Linked DNA regions of Homo sapiens: regions 1 and 3 are each linked to region 2. Evidence: chromatin loops called from intact Hi-C (ENCODE). Cell type or tissue: endothelial cell of umbilical vein. All regions are shown on one strand.

Evidence for each region. Peaks named below come from ENCODE experiments on the same cell type or tissue, not always from the same donor. Only the 100,000 strongest peaks of a DNase experiment are listed, where the experiment ranks them.
Region 1: it touches region 2 in a loop (16-fold over the local background); 4 of 110 quality-filtered maps call a loop at or near these places.
Region 3: a loop joins it to region 2, with 10 times the contacts of the local background. A loop is called at or near these places in 21 of 110 quality-filtered maps.

Annotation. Positions count from the first base shown.
Region 1 is chr14:29,650,784-29,655,783 of GRCh38, forward strand. All of the region lies in intron 4 of PRKD1 (protein kinase D1), which reads right to left. Among named protein-coding and RNA genes, the nearest start is that of PRKD1, 270 kb to the right of the region's middle. In endothelial cell of umbilical vein, no CTCF peak of the experiment used is centred here; a DNase peak (open chromatin) is centred at 4,458; H3K27ac peaks cover 675 bases.
Region 2 is chr14:29,925,297-29,930,296 of GRCh38, forward strand. It overlaps PRKD1 (protein kinase D1), which reads right to left and starts at 2,551. Exons shown (of 18, transcript NM_002742.3): 1 at 1,953-2,551. The coding sequence starts at 2,216. It overlaps LOC105370429 (a long non-coding RNA gene), which reads left to right and starts at 2,831. Exons shown (of 3, transcript XR_943703.2): 1 at 2,831-3,815. In endothelial cell of umbilical vein, a CTCF peak has its summit at 1,927; DNase peaks (open chromatin) are centred at 1,945 and 2,265; H3K4me3 peaks cover 1,991 bases; H3K27ac peaks cover 871 bases.
Region 3 is chr14:29,545,912-29,550,911 of GRCh38, forward strand. No RefSeq gene overlaps it. Among named protein-coding and RNA genes, the nearest start is that of PRKD1, 380 kb to the right of the region's middle. In endothelial cell of umbilical vein, a CTCF peak has its summit at 3,109 (motif pointing right); a DNase peak (open chromatin) is centred at 3,130.

The sequences.
Region 1 (5,000 bases), 270 kb before region 2:
ACTTACGCTTATCTATTTTGTGACCTTGCAGCTGCACAGCAAGAAGAAAAACAGAAACTTAGAGACCTTACAATATATGTGGGAAACAGATAAGGTGTCTTACAGTTTCTACAGAAAAGCAGTTAATATTCTTTTCTAACTTTTACTTCAAGGGGTTCACCAATGCCTATTACAGCTAAACTTTTTATTATTTTTTCTATTTCATAAGGACAATCAATTCTTTAATTTTTCTACTTCAATAGTACATTATAGAATCCTAGCCCATAATACTCAATGTCAAACATGTAGCGCTGTGTGTGTCTGTGTGTACACGCTCATGTGCTTCTGAAACAACGTGGTAAGACCAAAGACTAGATTTTAATGCAACTTAATTACAAAAGAGAAAGAGACAAAAGATAAGAGACTTTTCTCCTCTATCTATCCCACACCCCTAAAAGAGCTTTGGGTTTTAAAAATACAGAAAAGCACTCACTCAATGAAATTATATCACTCAAGTGATATTTTCAGTGCATGGCTACACAAAAATAGATACCACTAAAAACTGGGCTATTTAGAGAAAGAGGCATATTTGTTCATAACTCCCTGACATTGTCTCATCTTACATTTCACTATATTTATTATTAAAATGGCAACATCATCACTCTTTTTGAGAAGGCAAGAAGGAATTCATCTGATTAGATTAAATCAAGTATCAGAATACCATGTCTAAGGGGTTCAGTAAAATAATGTATCTAAATATTTGAAAAGACACAAATATTTTAGAGGCTGAATTTTCTCTAGTTTCTAGAAGTCTAATTTATAGTACCAATTCCAATCTTCTACTCTCCTCTCTCCTTCTCATTATTATTTCTTCTATAGAAATCTTTCTTTTTTTTTTTTCCTGGGTAGCCACATTCATGAGGACATATAAACTGTTGAAGTGAACATAAGTAACCTTTTTTTCATATTTTTTATTTATTATTTATGTATTTATTTTTGAGACCGAGTTTTGTTCTTGTTGTGCAGTCTAGAGTGCAATGGCTGTGATCTCTGCTCACTGCAACCTCCACCTCCCAGGTTCAAGTGATACTCCTACCTCAGCCTTCCAACTAGCTGGGATTACAGGCATGCACCACCATGCCCAGCTAATTTTTTGTGTTTTTAGTAGAGATGGGGTTTCACCACGTTGGCCAGGCTGGTCTCGAACTCCTGACCTCAGGTGATCCACCCGCCTTGGCCTCCCAAAGTGTTGGGATTATAGGCGTGAACCACCGTGCCTGGCCCTTTTTTTCATATTTCTCAGGTAGCAGTTCAGAAGTTATGAGCAGTCGGTAATTAAGGGAGCAGAAACTTAAATCTATCCCAGCCTAGAATATTAGATGGACGCAGATGCCCACAAGTAAATGCCTGCAATTCCTAACAGTGGAAGGCTCTGTTTTGTGTCTTGTCAGGAGTGCTGTGGAGGTCACGGTACCTTGCCTGAGAGTTGCACGGGATTTTCAGAGCTGTTACTAAAAATCCGATTGTTTTTAAGACCTATATATTAGTAAGTGTGAGGCAATTGGTATATGATGCCACCCCCTCCCAGCAGGGTTCATGAAGAACTCTCCAGTAGTATTCACATTTACAATCACATATCTGCAAGGTTTTGTTCAGAGCATGAATTAAGAATGGACATATATGATAAGCCAGACTTGTGGAATGAAATCAGATAACAGTAACTCAAAGCAGGCCTCACAATCTTATTAATTTTACTGAAGGACACTTTCCCCAGAAACTCACTACTGCACATAGTCTCAGGAAGCAGGGAAGTTCTGGTTAAAAAATTTTTGGACATCTTTCCTCACTGAAAGTACACACTGCCCAGGTTTGAATTTGAAAAACTAGTTTGTAGAATCATCAAAGGAAAACCTGCAATTTCTGGCAAATGTACTACATGAGTGTCATGGTGCATATTTAAATGGAAAAATGACTTTTTATTTCAGAGAAATCACCAGGATTCCTGGAATTCCAGAACACAAGAGTTAAGTCTCTACTTCTAAATAGACTTTTGCTGCATTGAAAAATATCCTGGCAAATGTTCATCTGGGCAGTAAGTATCATCATAGTTAAGAAATAGCTTTTTGTCCATTATTTGCTTATTTGAAAAGAAACTACTTTGACTATTATAAAATGTATCAGGATCATATCTAATTATAGATAGAAAATACAATGCTGGTATTCTCGTTTTCATTTTTTAAATAAATGAAAACAGTAACTAAATGAATCATTTCTGAGGGGAGATGTTCTATGAACGTATGCAGCCTAGAGCTCATTTTAGTACAATCCGTGTCTTCATTACATGTGAGTCAGTAAACCTGTATGAAAATAATAGCAGTTTATGGCCAATTGTTATTTAGAAAATATGCAACCTCACATAAAAAGTTAAACTGAATATTGTCCGGATTGCATAAAATTAAAGGATATAAAATGGTCAAATGCAGAGAAAGCTTTTAGAATGAGCGATTTATTTCCTAATGATTTCTGTAAGGTGGCCTGAATGTTAAGAATAACCAAAAAGATTAGGCTAGAAGCATTTAATTCCAAGAAAAAATAAGTTCTCTGTAGAGCCTCTTAACTTCAAAGCTAAATTAGTAGATACCTCCTTAAAGTCACTTAAAAACATTTAAGATAACTTTAGTAAAGTTATTTAATTTTTTAAAAAAAATCCATAATGTAAAAAATGCTGTGTCATCAATTATATCCTATGGTCACACAGGTCATCCAATATCTTAAATTCTGCTTCATTTTCCACCTTGACTTCAGTTCTTTTACCTCAAGAAAAGGTCATTCTCCTCAACTGCTTGACAAAAATATTATCTTTAATCTGGCCATGTTGATTTATTTTCAACATGTCTCTATATGGTTAAGTCTCTATACAGTAAGAGAATGAATGAAAATATGTCTTCTCCATGTGAAAAAAATCAATATGGGAAAAGACATAAAAAACATACAGATCACAGATTAATAGAGGATAACAGTCATAATACATAAAGACTATAAGCAACCAATAAGCAACTCAATGGAAAAAGAGAAAGGCAATTCACCATGGCTGAAATACAAATGGCCAATTAATATATGAAAAGCCTTTATTCTCTCCAACAAAGAAATATATAGTTAGGCACAGATTTTATATAGATATATTTCAAATTAGCAGGGAGGAAAAGCCTTTTAAAATATTGACAACACCTGTTGTTGGGAAGAGTATAAGGAAATGGAAACTCTCATACACTATTTTCAGTAGAGTTAAAAATGTAAACTTTTACACTTTTGAATAACTATTTTTTTTTTTAAAAAAGCAGTATAACCTATTTGGATTCTAATAATGTTATCTACTAACTCATTCAGTAAATAATTTTTATTTTTACTTTATTTATTATTATTTTTTGAGACAGAGTCTCATTCTATCACCCAGGCTGGAGTGCAGTGGCATGATCTTGGCCCAATGCAACCTCTGCCTCTCGGGTTCAAGCAATTCTCATGCCTCAGCTTCCTGAGTAGCTGGGATTACAGGTGCGTGCCACCATGCCTGGCTAATTTTTCTATGTTTTTAGTAGAGGCAGGGTTTCACCATGTTGACCAGGCTGGTCTCGAACTTCTGGCCTCAAGTGATCTGCCTGTCTCGGCCTCCTAAAATGCTAGGATTATAGGTGTGAGCCACTGTGCTTGGCCAAATAAATATTTATTCAGAATTTACTAGTGCTTTTACAAATACGCAAAAAATAGAGATGCTTATTTTTTGCATTATTTCAAATTTAAAATGGAAACAGGAGGACAGATTGGTTACATAAATCAATATATTTCATTGTAATATAATACCAGGAAGCTTATACAAAGACATATACTATATCTACTTGTCGGTATATGGTTTACCTATGCAAGCTCCATGAAGGCGGATAATTTATCTATTTTTGCATACTTGTGCACCTCAGGGTTACAGACATAAAAGTGTAAACTGACCAGGACATGCTGAACATGGAGCAATGGCCAGGTTTCTATAACCATTCTGCTACTTGCACAACTGTCACTAAAACATTTCTCTGAAGAAATTCTGGTCGAATTTCATGCATCAGTTTCTTCCAAGACATTTATAAAGAGAAAAGTCTGTTATCTTTTTGACAAACTAGACGTAAACAAAGTTCAAGAAAAACAGCTCATGCCGAAAACACATCTTATTTCCATCAGGAGCTAGCCTGTGAAGGCCTGGTTGCTTTTAATTTGTACAACTTGCACAGAAAATCAGACTACTCTTCAGTCCTCCTTTATGCAATCTGTTCCCGACTGCAATGTGGGAGAAGGAAGTGAAAAATGTTTCCTGTCCTTCTTTGGCTTCATGCCCAAAGGATTATTTGAAAGGAAAGATACTAATTCACATTTAAAATTATGTCTAGAAGGCATTTTAAATTACAAACCAAATTTACAAGACTATAAAAAATTACACTCACCTAGCTTTCACACTGGACTTATTCTAAGTAGGACACTTTTTGAGTAAGAATGATTTTTCAAAAATAGGAATTTACTATTATTGAAGCAGATGTCTTCATCCTGTAGCTTATGAATCAGAAATCTTGACTCATCCATCTTAATTAACCCAGAACATGTTCTGGTTGTGTTTTCATTAGCTTCCTTTGTTAGAGTTACCGTAACAAGACCATCTTAGAATGGATACTAATAATAATATTTGAAATTTATAGTCCCATGAGGGAAAATAACAGTATGTCAACTCTCAATTGACCAAGGTATAGAAATAAAAGACAGTAAACATTCACAAGTCAACTGACCAAAACAAACCATCACAAGAAGAGCATTGTTGGATGCTCTAATACTTGACCTAAATACTTCTCCTCCACGTTCACATCATTCATTGCTTAAAATAGAAAAAAGGCCAATTTTGGAGGAGGGCTTAACTAAAACCTTTTTTAAAGGAAATTTGTGTTTTTTCCATATATAATTTCTGTCTGGATTGAGAGACTGACATTTCC
Region 2 (5,000 bases):
ATAACATTTTTGGCATTCTAAAACCTCCATACAGCAAATCCATCTTTCAGATGTCCTTGGTATGATGTCGCTATGAAAAGATTACTGAGGCTTCTAGCAATTTGAGTTTAATTCAAGGCCTTTTCATAACTGTACTTCCCTTAAATACCCAGGCCACCACCTGCAGGCCTGCTGCATTCCATAGGTGCTTGCTGTCCCTCTCCCTCTGCTCTCGTCTCACTCTCTCCATGTAACACGCCCCTTGGTAGCTTCTGAGACACCTGGAATTCACCCTCCATTTAAAATCCCACTACCAAACCTCTTGAACTAGGCATCAGTCTCCCCATTCTGAACTCCAGGAGGAAGTGGGGGGCGGGGTGGAGGGAGAATTCAAGCTGGTCAAAACAAAGTCTATCAATATTACTTTGACCCAATTTGAATATTCTCTGACACTACTTCACTTGCTTTAGAATTTAGAAAAGTTAAAATTGTACAGAATTACCTTTGCTTTTTGAGAAATTTTGTTTTACATTGTATACGTGCTTATGAAGCATTGCTGTTTCATTAACTGGTCTGCATCCAAATGGAGAGGATTGTATACAAGGCTTTCACAGTGCCTAGGAGTGCTCCTGCTGACCCACAATAGACATTCCACAATACTGATGTGGAAAAGGAGCATGATATGACTTACATCAGCATTAGACAAAACGTGTCATTTTCTTGGAAGTTGCAAACAGTTGACATTACCCGTAATATAAAAGTAAATTTCCATAAATAAATTCCTGGCACTCATTGTTACCTTAGTCTAGAACTTTCACAACTTTCTAGATCAGTGATTTTTTTCCACCTGGAGCTTTTAACATTCCTGTGCTCAGTGCTGCAATTCACAACCCTTAAGATTTAGCAAACTCTGTTACAAATAATTTAAAGAAAGCAATTCATGATTATTCAAGTGATAATTAGAAAGCAAAAGGAGTGCTAGCCAGTCCTCCAGGGCTGAAAAATTCAGCACCTTTAGAGACCTCTGTCTCCACTCCTGAAACGCTGGCTGTTTACACTAAGAAGACTGGCGCCATGGCCCCCTCTGCCTCACGTCTGTATCACCCCCTTCCATGCAACATCCATCTGGATGGCTCCAGAGGCAACCTGAAAATCCAAATTGCTACTGTAAACAGTGGTGGGTGGGCTGAGTCTCCTCTGGGGGTGGCCTGGCCCCGGATAATGACCCTTCTAACCTGCCTTCAGTGGCCGCTGTCCAGAGCCCCACAGCCTCAAACTTAAGGACACAGCCAGCCTCGGGGTGTTCCTGGACATCACCCCCACCACTTCAACGTCCTACTATCAGCATCCCGGGAATGAAAAATAGGAAGGTCGCAACTTTCAGGTTTTGTCGTTGGAAAATGTGTTTCCATGCTCATACAGAAGTGGAACTAAAAGATGACAAGGCCTTGGGTACCTGCACTCCTGGTCAGTTGTTTTGACAACTGGCCGAGTCAATCACACTCTCTTAAAAGCTTATCTGACAGGTGAGAAATTCCTTGTCTCCAGGTCATTCCGGGGGCACTCTGGTGCAGGAAGGAGGATTCCTGCACCAGGAATGCGCTGGTCCAGGGTCCGTAGGGGAGAGAGGGGAAGAAAACTGGGAAGTCTCAAGGACAAGGAGGGGCGCGGCGAGGAAAGGGCAAGATACCTGGAAATGTCATGAGAAGGATGGAAATGGGTGAGGAGGCGGCGGACTGGAGAGAAATCGGTGAATAGAGGAAGATGGGGCGAGAGGAGGATGAGCAACAGCGAGCGCAGCGCCTCGGGTTGCAGGCGTCCAGCCGCGGCGGGGCCAGCCGCTTCCAGAGCGCCGGCGAGGCTGGCGGCCAGCCGAGCCCCGGGAGCCGGAAAGTTGGCGCGGAGAGGGCCAGCCGGGCAGCGCCCCCTGCGCCGCGGGGAGGCGCCGGGCTGGCAGCGGTGCGGCGACTTACCTTCTGGTCGACAATGGAGCAAGCCATCTCGCGGACGTGCGCCAGGCTGTAGTCCCCGGACGAGTCCTGCAGCAGCAGCACCGGCTCACGGCTCAGGCCGATCTGCAGATGGAACGAGATGCCCCCGACCGGGGCCGCGACAGGAGCCAAGAACGGCGCGGGCCCGGGCCCGGACCCTGGGACCAGTGCGGCGGCCGCTGCGGCAGCTGCCGCCGCCACGGGCAGCAGCGGACTGGGCGGCCGCAGGACCGGAGGGGCGCTCATCGCTCGGCGGGGCGCAGGGCCGGGCAGCGGAGGGCGGGGGCTGGCGGCGCGGCAGCAGGAAAGTTTTGCAGCCGCTGAGCCAGGAGCTTCTTTCTCCGAGAGCCCAGACGGAAAATAAAAACTTTCCGGAAAAGTCCCTGGGCTGGGGGAGGGCAAGGGGATGAGGATCGGGAGGGGAGGGGACTAAGGGGAGGAGATGGGGAGGAGGGAAAATGGCCGAGGCGGGAGGACTCTGAGGCCCGGAACGCGGCAGCCGGCTCGGGGCCGCCGGCACTGGGGAGGCGCCGCCGCCGCCAAGAATCTGCCGCCTGGCGCGCTCGGAAGGACGGGGCGACGGGTCGGCGCGGCCCGAGCGCCGGGCGGGGGCCGGGGCGGGAAGGGGGCGTGAGGGGCGGGGAAGGGGAGCTGGGGGCGGGCACTGGGGAGCCACCACCCGGCGGGCGCGGGAGTCGCAGGAGCAGCGGCCGCAGTGGCCGCAGGGTGCCCGGTCGCCGCCCCCTCCGCCCGCAGTTCCCGGGGCCTGAGCCTCCGCGAGCCGGGATAGGACCGAGTGGCGGGGCTCGGAGCCGCCTCGGCAGGCGCGGCCCTTCCCTCCCTGCAGGGATTCCCGTCCTCTCGGGTCCCGCTGCCCCGCCCCGACTGCGGACGGAGTGGATGGGGTGCACCGCCTCAGACCCGCTTCCTGGGGTCGCGAACTTCCCGGGCCCCAAGGTCCCTGCCACCTCTTCCAAATGCTGGAGGACTACGCACTTCTACAAGTGAGGTGACTTTTGAGGAATTCAAGAATGCTGATCACAGCGGTTCCCCTTGGGTCTTACCTTCGGAGGGTCAAGGGAGGATGGGTCATCTGGAACCCACTTACATCCAGGCCCCTCTGGGAGCCCTGGGGTTTGTGGCCAAAGAGGGTAGGAAGCCACTCCACAGAAAGGGGTTTAAACTTGTCTCTACCCTTTTTGTCGCTCTGACGCGCCCTTACAGCCAAACCTACGTACTCCACCCCAGCTCCTAAGGCACCGGATATACACAGTGATCTAAGGAGAGGGTCGCTTTGGAAAGAAAAGGCATTGACTGCCCAAGGGCAGGAGGGAGGTCTGATGCGGTCTCCTTTCCTTTACCTTATTCTTTGCGCCTGAAGTTTCTACTTTGGAGCTTCAGAAACTATTTTCCTTCTCCTCTATCAATCTAAAGTCTGTTATATAGGAGCAGTGCCCCCAAGTCCACCTCAGCACCGCCACCGTCATCACAAGCACAGCCATCAGGATTGGGCACAACCTGCCCTAATTTGGATCGCCGTTTATTTTTACTGTTGTTTTGGCAGGGTGGGGATTGCTTTACATTCGCTGGAGATGAATTATAATTCTCCCCTCCAACCAGGGTGGGCTTCATGGGTGTGCGACTATGCAGTTGTATAGGCCACAGCTCATAAGACCCGTGTTTGGTTTAATATTCTGGGACAATAGTCTACTGTCGCTGTTTTGTTCTTCTTCATAATTTTTAATCAAGGAGTCTCACATTTGTATTTTGCAATGGGCCACGCAGATAATGTAGTCAGCTTTGCCTCTCTCTTCGCCACTTCCCTAGACTTTCCCCTTCCTCTGCGTAAGTACACACAAACATACCTAAACAAACATTTTGTATTTTGTATAGCTTATTTTGTTCTGTTTTATTTATTTATTTATTTATTTATTTATTTATTTATTTATTGTCTTAACTTCTGGTTGTGGCCCAAGATATTGCAAGGTAGCTTCCTTTAGAACCGTGTTCCCAGGGTCAGTAATGGAGCCCCAAACACTGCAAGGCTGCACAACTGCATTGAAGAGACTTGAATTTATTCTCTGAATGTGATGGTTTGATAAGGTCTACCTGTGTTTACATTTTCCCTGCATAGTTACTTATGAGGTGGTCCTCTTCATCCCTGATACAGGTAGGTAATTTTCCTAATGTTCTAGACTCAGCTAATCTAGGAAAATGGTGGAATTTTTCTTGATGAAATGCCTTTCTGAATTCTGAAGGAGGTTTTTTTCTTTTAAATGTCCGAAACTATACTTCATTTTCTTTGAAATCAGAATAAAGTTAATATTCCACAGTTTTCTATTATCAAAAAAAAGCTTGCTGGTCAGTTTACAAGAGACTTACAAAAAGCTAGTTTCACTTGAGATTCAAGAGCGCTGAAGACATTCATGTTTTATAGATATCACAACTGCATGTTGAGGACTTCTCTGTTCCAGGCACTGTACTGGCACCAGTTGCACAGCTGTGAAGACAGGTGGTCCTTGCCCTAAAAAGATCACAGTGAAAAGGGGAGGGGGGATGGAGTAAAACCACAAATGATATTATTTCTAATATTCATAATTGCAATGAATTTTTTAAACCCAATGGCGAAGACAGTGACTTGTGGGAGGAGGGATGAAGAAATGGGCACTGCTCTGGACTGGGAATGAGAGAAGACTTCACTGAGAAGTTTACATTTGAGCCAAAATCTGGATGATAGAAAGGGTAGACTTCAGAAGAACTAGGGGAATAACATTGTAGGCATAGGTAACAGAGAGTGCAAAGACTCTAACACAGAAATATATTTAACATTTTCAAGGCATAGGAAAAGAGGGGCAAGTGCGTGAGATGAGGTCAGAGAGCTAATAGAAACCAGGTTACCAGGAGTCTTGAAAGCCATGGTAAAGTGTTTTTATTTCAATTCTCAGTGCACTACCAACCCATTGGAAGGTTTTAAAGCAGGGAATAATAAGATTAATTAGCATGTTTTAAAAGATTACTCTGGATTTTGTG
Region 3 (5,000 bases), 380 kb before region 2:
ACTAGTGATCTGTTGCCAATGATTACTTACATGGGTAAATGGTTTACATTTCAAAGAAATTAGAACAGAAAAGTTTATTTCTACAGTGTCATTCTTGTTCCCAAATTGCATGTTTACTTGAGTGGAAGAGAAATGAGTAGAATCTCAAAGGAGAAGAAAACAGCATTTATTGAAAACCTGTGTAATCATTTAAATTTATATAAACATGTGTGTGTAAAGCCTGAAAGGATTTTGGAATTTTGAAAGGATAATGGGATAATGCTTTTTTGTGTTAAGCCACTGAGACTTTGGGTTTTATTTGTTACCATGGCACAGTCTATCCTATCCTGACTAATACATCTGTGTATTTATGAGTTCACTCGAGGTAATTTATCATTATTTTTATATTACATATGACAAAGCTGAGACTTGAAGAGATTTAATAACTTGTCTGGATAGAAAGCAGTCCAGCTGGGATTTAAATCCAGCTGTCATATGAACCACGATATTTTTTGAATTAAAAGTATTTCTTATATCATATGTAATGTGACTTACGTGTGAATGAAGCTACTATTTTTGCATAAAATATGCCCGGTATGTGAATAAAACTGATTCCTTTTATCCCTTTTTATCCTTATGTTTTTCAATGTATTCCCATTATGGCCATCTTCACTGCATAAGTAAAGCCTCCTTATTCTATAAGGAAAAATCCTTCCTCCCCAATACAGAGTTAAACAAGATACTAAAATTTGTTTCCAATATGTAGCAGAAGACAATCTGTCCTCTAAGAAGAACTCTCTCTCCCCATTCCAATTAAAGCCTGGGGGTAATTGGAAACAAATAAGGGGCAAAAGCCCATATATCTTGGCTACTTGATGATTCTGATGGCAATTCGGTCTTTACTGGACACCTGAACCAAAGTAATTCTTGAGAGCCTATCATTTATAATAGGTGCTATGGACCTAATGTTGTTAGCACCTGTAATTTGGATTGGTTTTCTAGTAATAGCAAGCAAACGACAATCTCTCTCCCCATATTTAACTTTTGTAGGCAAGGCTGTGTGTTTTCAAGAGTTGTGCATGGCTCCATACTACTGGTGTAACTTTTTTTTGGTTTTTTTTTTTTTTTGAGACAGAGTTTCACTCTTCGTTGCCCAGACTAGAGTGCGGTGGCGTGATCTCGGCTCACTGAAACCTCCACCTCCCGGGTTCAAGCGGTTCTCCTGCCTCAGCCTCCCAAGTAGTGGGACTACAGGCGCCTGCCACCACACCCAGCTAATTTGTGTATTTTTAGTAGAGATGGGGTTTCACCATGTTGGCCAGGCTGGTCTTGAACTCCTGACCTCTGGTGATCTGCCTGCCTCAGCCTCCCAAAGTGCTGGGATTACAGGCATGTGCCACTGTGCCCTGCCTACTGGTGTAACTTTAAGGCAAGTCCTTTCAACTGAATAACACGAGTAAATATATTTTATTTCAATCCTGTTACCAAAGCTTAAATGAGTCCAAAGTGTAAGCAGTTTTTATAATGAATAAAAAGTAAAAAAAAAAATTAAGTACAGCAGTTCATCTTACTAAATTTTAATATTGCCTGTATTGTGAGAAAAAAAATTCAGCTTAAGAATGATCTGACTGGCTGGGAGCAGTGGCTCATGTCTGTAATCCTAGCACTTTGGGATGGATCACCTGAGGTCAGGAGTTCGAGACCAGCCTGGCCAACAAGGTGAAACCCCATTTCTACCAAAAATACAAAAAATTAGCTGGGTGTGGTGGTGGGTGCCTATAATCCCAGCTACTCAGGAGGCTGAGGCAGGAGAATCTCTTGAACCCAGGAGGCAGAGGTTGCAGTGAGCCCAGCTTGCACCATTGCACTCCAGCCTAGGCAACAAGAGCGAAACTCTGCCTCAAAAAAAAAAAAAAAAAGAATGACCTGACTATGAAACTCTTATTCAAAACCCACTTTATTTCCTTAAGATACAAGGAACTATTGACTTCGAATTGTGAAAACCTCTCTATTTATACTTTAGAAAGACCAATAAAACCAAGATGATGCTCTTTGAGTAGCTTTTAAGACAAATGCTTGAATATTTTGTAGATTTTCAAATATAGAAAATATCGGGCCAGCATGATGACTCATACCTGTAATCCCAGCCATTTTGGGAGGCAGAGGTGGGAGGATCACTTGAAGTCAGAAGTTAGAGATGAGACTGGGTAACAAAACAAGACCTCAATCTCTGCAAAACATAAAAAAATAAATAAATAAAATATCCAAGCATTGTGATGCATGCCTATCATCCCAACTACTCAGAAGGGTAATGCAGGAGGATTAGTTGAGCCCAGGAGGTCAAGGCTGCCGTGGGCTATGATGGCACCACTGCACTTCAGCCTAGGCGACAGAGCGAGAAGCTCTCAAAAAAGAAAGAGAAAGGGAAAGAAACAGTGGAAGGTAGGAAGGAAGGAGACAGAAAGAAAGAGAAAGAAAATATTAAATATCTTGTGAAAAACAATCAGAAAATGGAACAAAAATATATAAAACATGCAGTAATTATTATCTTGCAAGTAGCCCAAACCTTTTAAAAATGCATCTGTCCACATTAGTTATCTGGCAATGGCCACTGTACCACTAGAAATATTTCAAAAATGCATTTCCCCTACACATTTGTTTCATATGGATTGAATCAGAAAACATGGAAACTACAGATTAACCTAAGTGTTCATTGATGCTTTAGTTTGAGTTTTGCAGAATATTCTCTTAATTTATTAACAATATGCTACATATATATGAAGCCATGAGCTTTTCTATTTAAAACCTGTAGTGAAAAAAAAAAACCTTAGTGAATTTCAAAAGGAGATTATGCCTTTTTCTTATTGTTACTGACATTTATTCAGTGTCAAAATAATGACTATAGCAATATGTGGAAAAAATACTTAAGAACGGTTCAGAAAAGGGTGTCAAGCAGATACATCAGCCCATAATAAAGCCATCAGATAGGCATTCATCTTGGCCATCATCAACTTTTTGTCACTGTTGTTCAAGTTTATTCTAATATAGTTTTGCTGGTATTGTTGTTAATTAAATACTGTATATAAGAACATGGAGCCATTTTAACAGGAACATCTTTAGGCCACAACACAGATGGAGTCATGCAAATAACTAAAATGACCACAAGGTGGCAAAGTATACAAATCTACATCATTCAGATGGGCTCTTCCAGAAGAGAAAGTGTCTTGTAGCAAGCGGGTGGGGCTGGGGAGGGAGGGGGGAGCTTTTTTATGATTGTCTGCTGGCTAGAGAATAGCAAAATTATACTAATTTCTCAAAAATTGGTAATTACCCCAAATTCCTAGTACTTGAAATGATGTATCATGTTACTATTCTAATTTATTATAAATTTTTCTGTTTTAGAGCAAAATTGAATTTCTTAAATCCCAAATATATATTTTAAAATCAAAATTATTGGGTGTCTTTCACAGCGTTTTAAATTCATTTGATATGTATACACGAGTCAATCGGAAAATGGGAGTTATTGCTCTACAAATTCAGAACCATTATGTGATTATATGATTAGTACTAGTTATCACAAAATTACAGCTATTTATATTTCAAAAATTTTTAGTTTGGAGCAGCTAGATTATAAGACTTCTTCTTAATATTGTTGTTTCCAACACTCTGTGATCTTTTATTTTCCCTATAATGTAGTTTGAGAGATCAATTAGTTTTCTTTTTTTCTTTTTTGAGATGGAGTCTTGCTCTGTCACCCAGGCTGGAGTGAAGTGGCATGATTTCAGCTCACTGCAACCTCTGCCTCCCGGGTTCATGCCATTCTCCTGCCTCAGCCTCCCAAGTAGCTGGGACTACAGGCGTGCACCACCATGCCCAGCTAATTTTTTTTTTTGTATTTTTAGTAGAGACAGGGTTTCACCATGTTGGTCAGGCTGGTCTAGAACTCCTGACCTCAAATGATCCACCCGCTTTGGCCTCCCAAAGTGCTGGGATTACAGGTGTGAGCCACTGTGCCTGGCCAGTTTTCAATCTAATATTTAATAATCTACATCTGAAGGCCTGACCTCTTGAGTCCTAGATAAGAAAATCTAAAATATCCATTTGGATGTGCCATACATAATTTATAATTAATATATTCAAAACTGAGCTCATTGTTTTTCTCCCAAAAGACCTCCTCCTTTCATCCGATTTCCCTCCTGTTAACCCAAGGCTGAAACCTGGGACTGCTTAGTATCTATTCTCTTGTTTCTCTGCACCCTTCATCATCTGGATCCTACCCACTTCTTTGGTCTCTACTTCTCCATTCCCTTTCCCCAAACTTAACCATATTCTCCCACCCTTCTTTGGCTTGGCCTATGCTACTTTTTGTTATCCGGCTACTACTCCTGGGGTTGTAAATTGACATACTTTCTGGAAGCTTTTGGCATAATGTATTAAATACCTTAGAAAATTCATATTCCTGTATTTGTCAACTCCATTTCTAAAAATGAAGTCGTGAAAAAGTTGATCTAACATTTTGTAAATATTATTTATAATAGAAAAAAACAGAAAACTTAAAACTCTAAGAATGTTTTGCAGTGGCCAGGCATGGTGGCTCATGCCTGTAATCCTAGCACTTTGGGAGGCCAAGGCGGGCCGATCACTTGAGATTGGGAGCTTGAGACTAGCCTCACCAACATGGTGAAACCCTGTCTCTACTAAAAATACAAAAAATTACCCAGGTGTGGCGGCGCATGCCTGTAATCCCAGCTACTTGGGAGGCCGAGGCAGGAGAATCACTTGGACCCAGGAGGCGGAGAGTGTAGTGAGCCGAGATTCCACCACAGCACTCCAGCCTGAGCAACAGAGCCAGGTGACACTGTCTCAAAAAAAGAGAGAGAGAGAGAGAAGTTTTCGCAGCTATGTAAATGGCATTTTCAAATAAATACTTTCATGGAAAATGTTTGTGATGTAATATTAAGTAAAAAGCAATGTTAGAATAAAACTGTTAAATGTGATCTGCTTTATCCCCCCAACAAAGA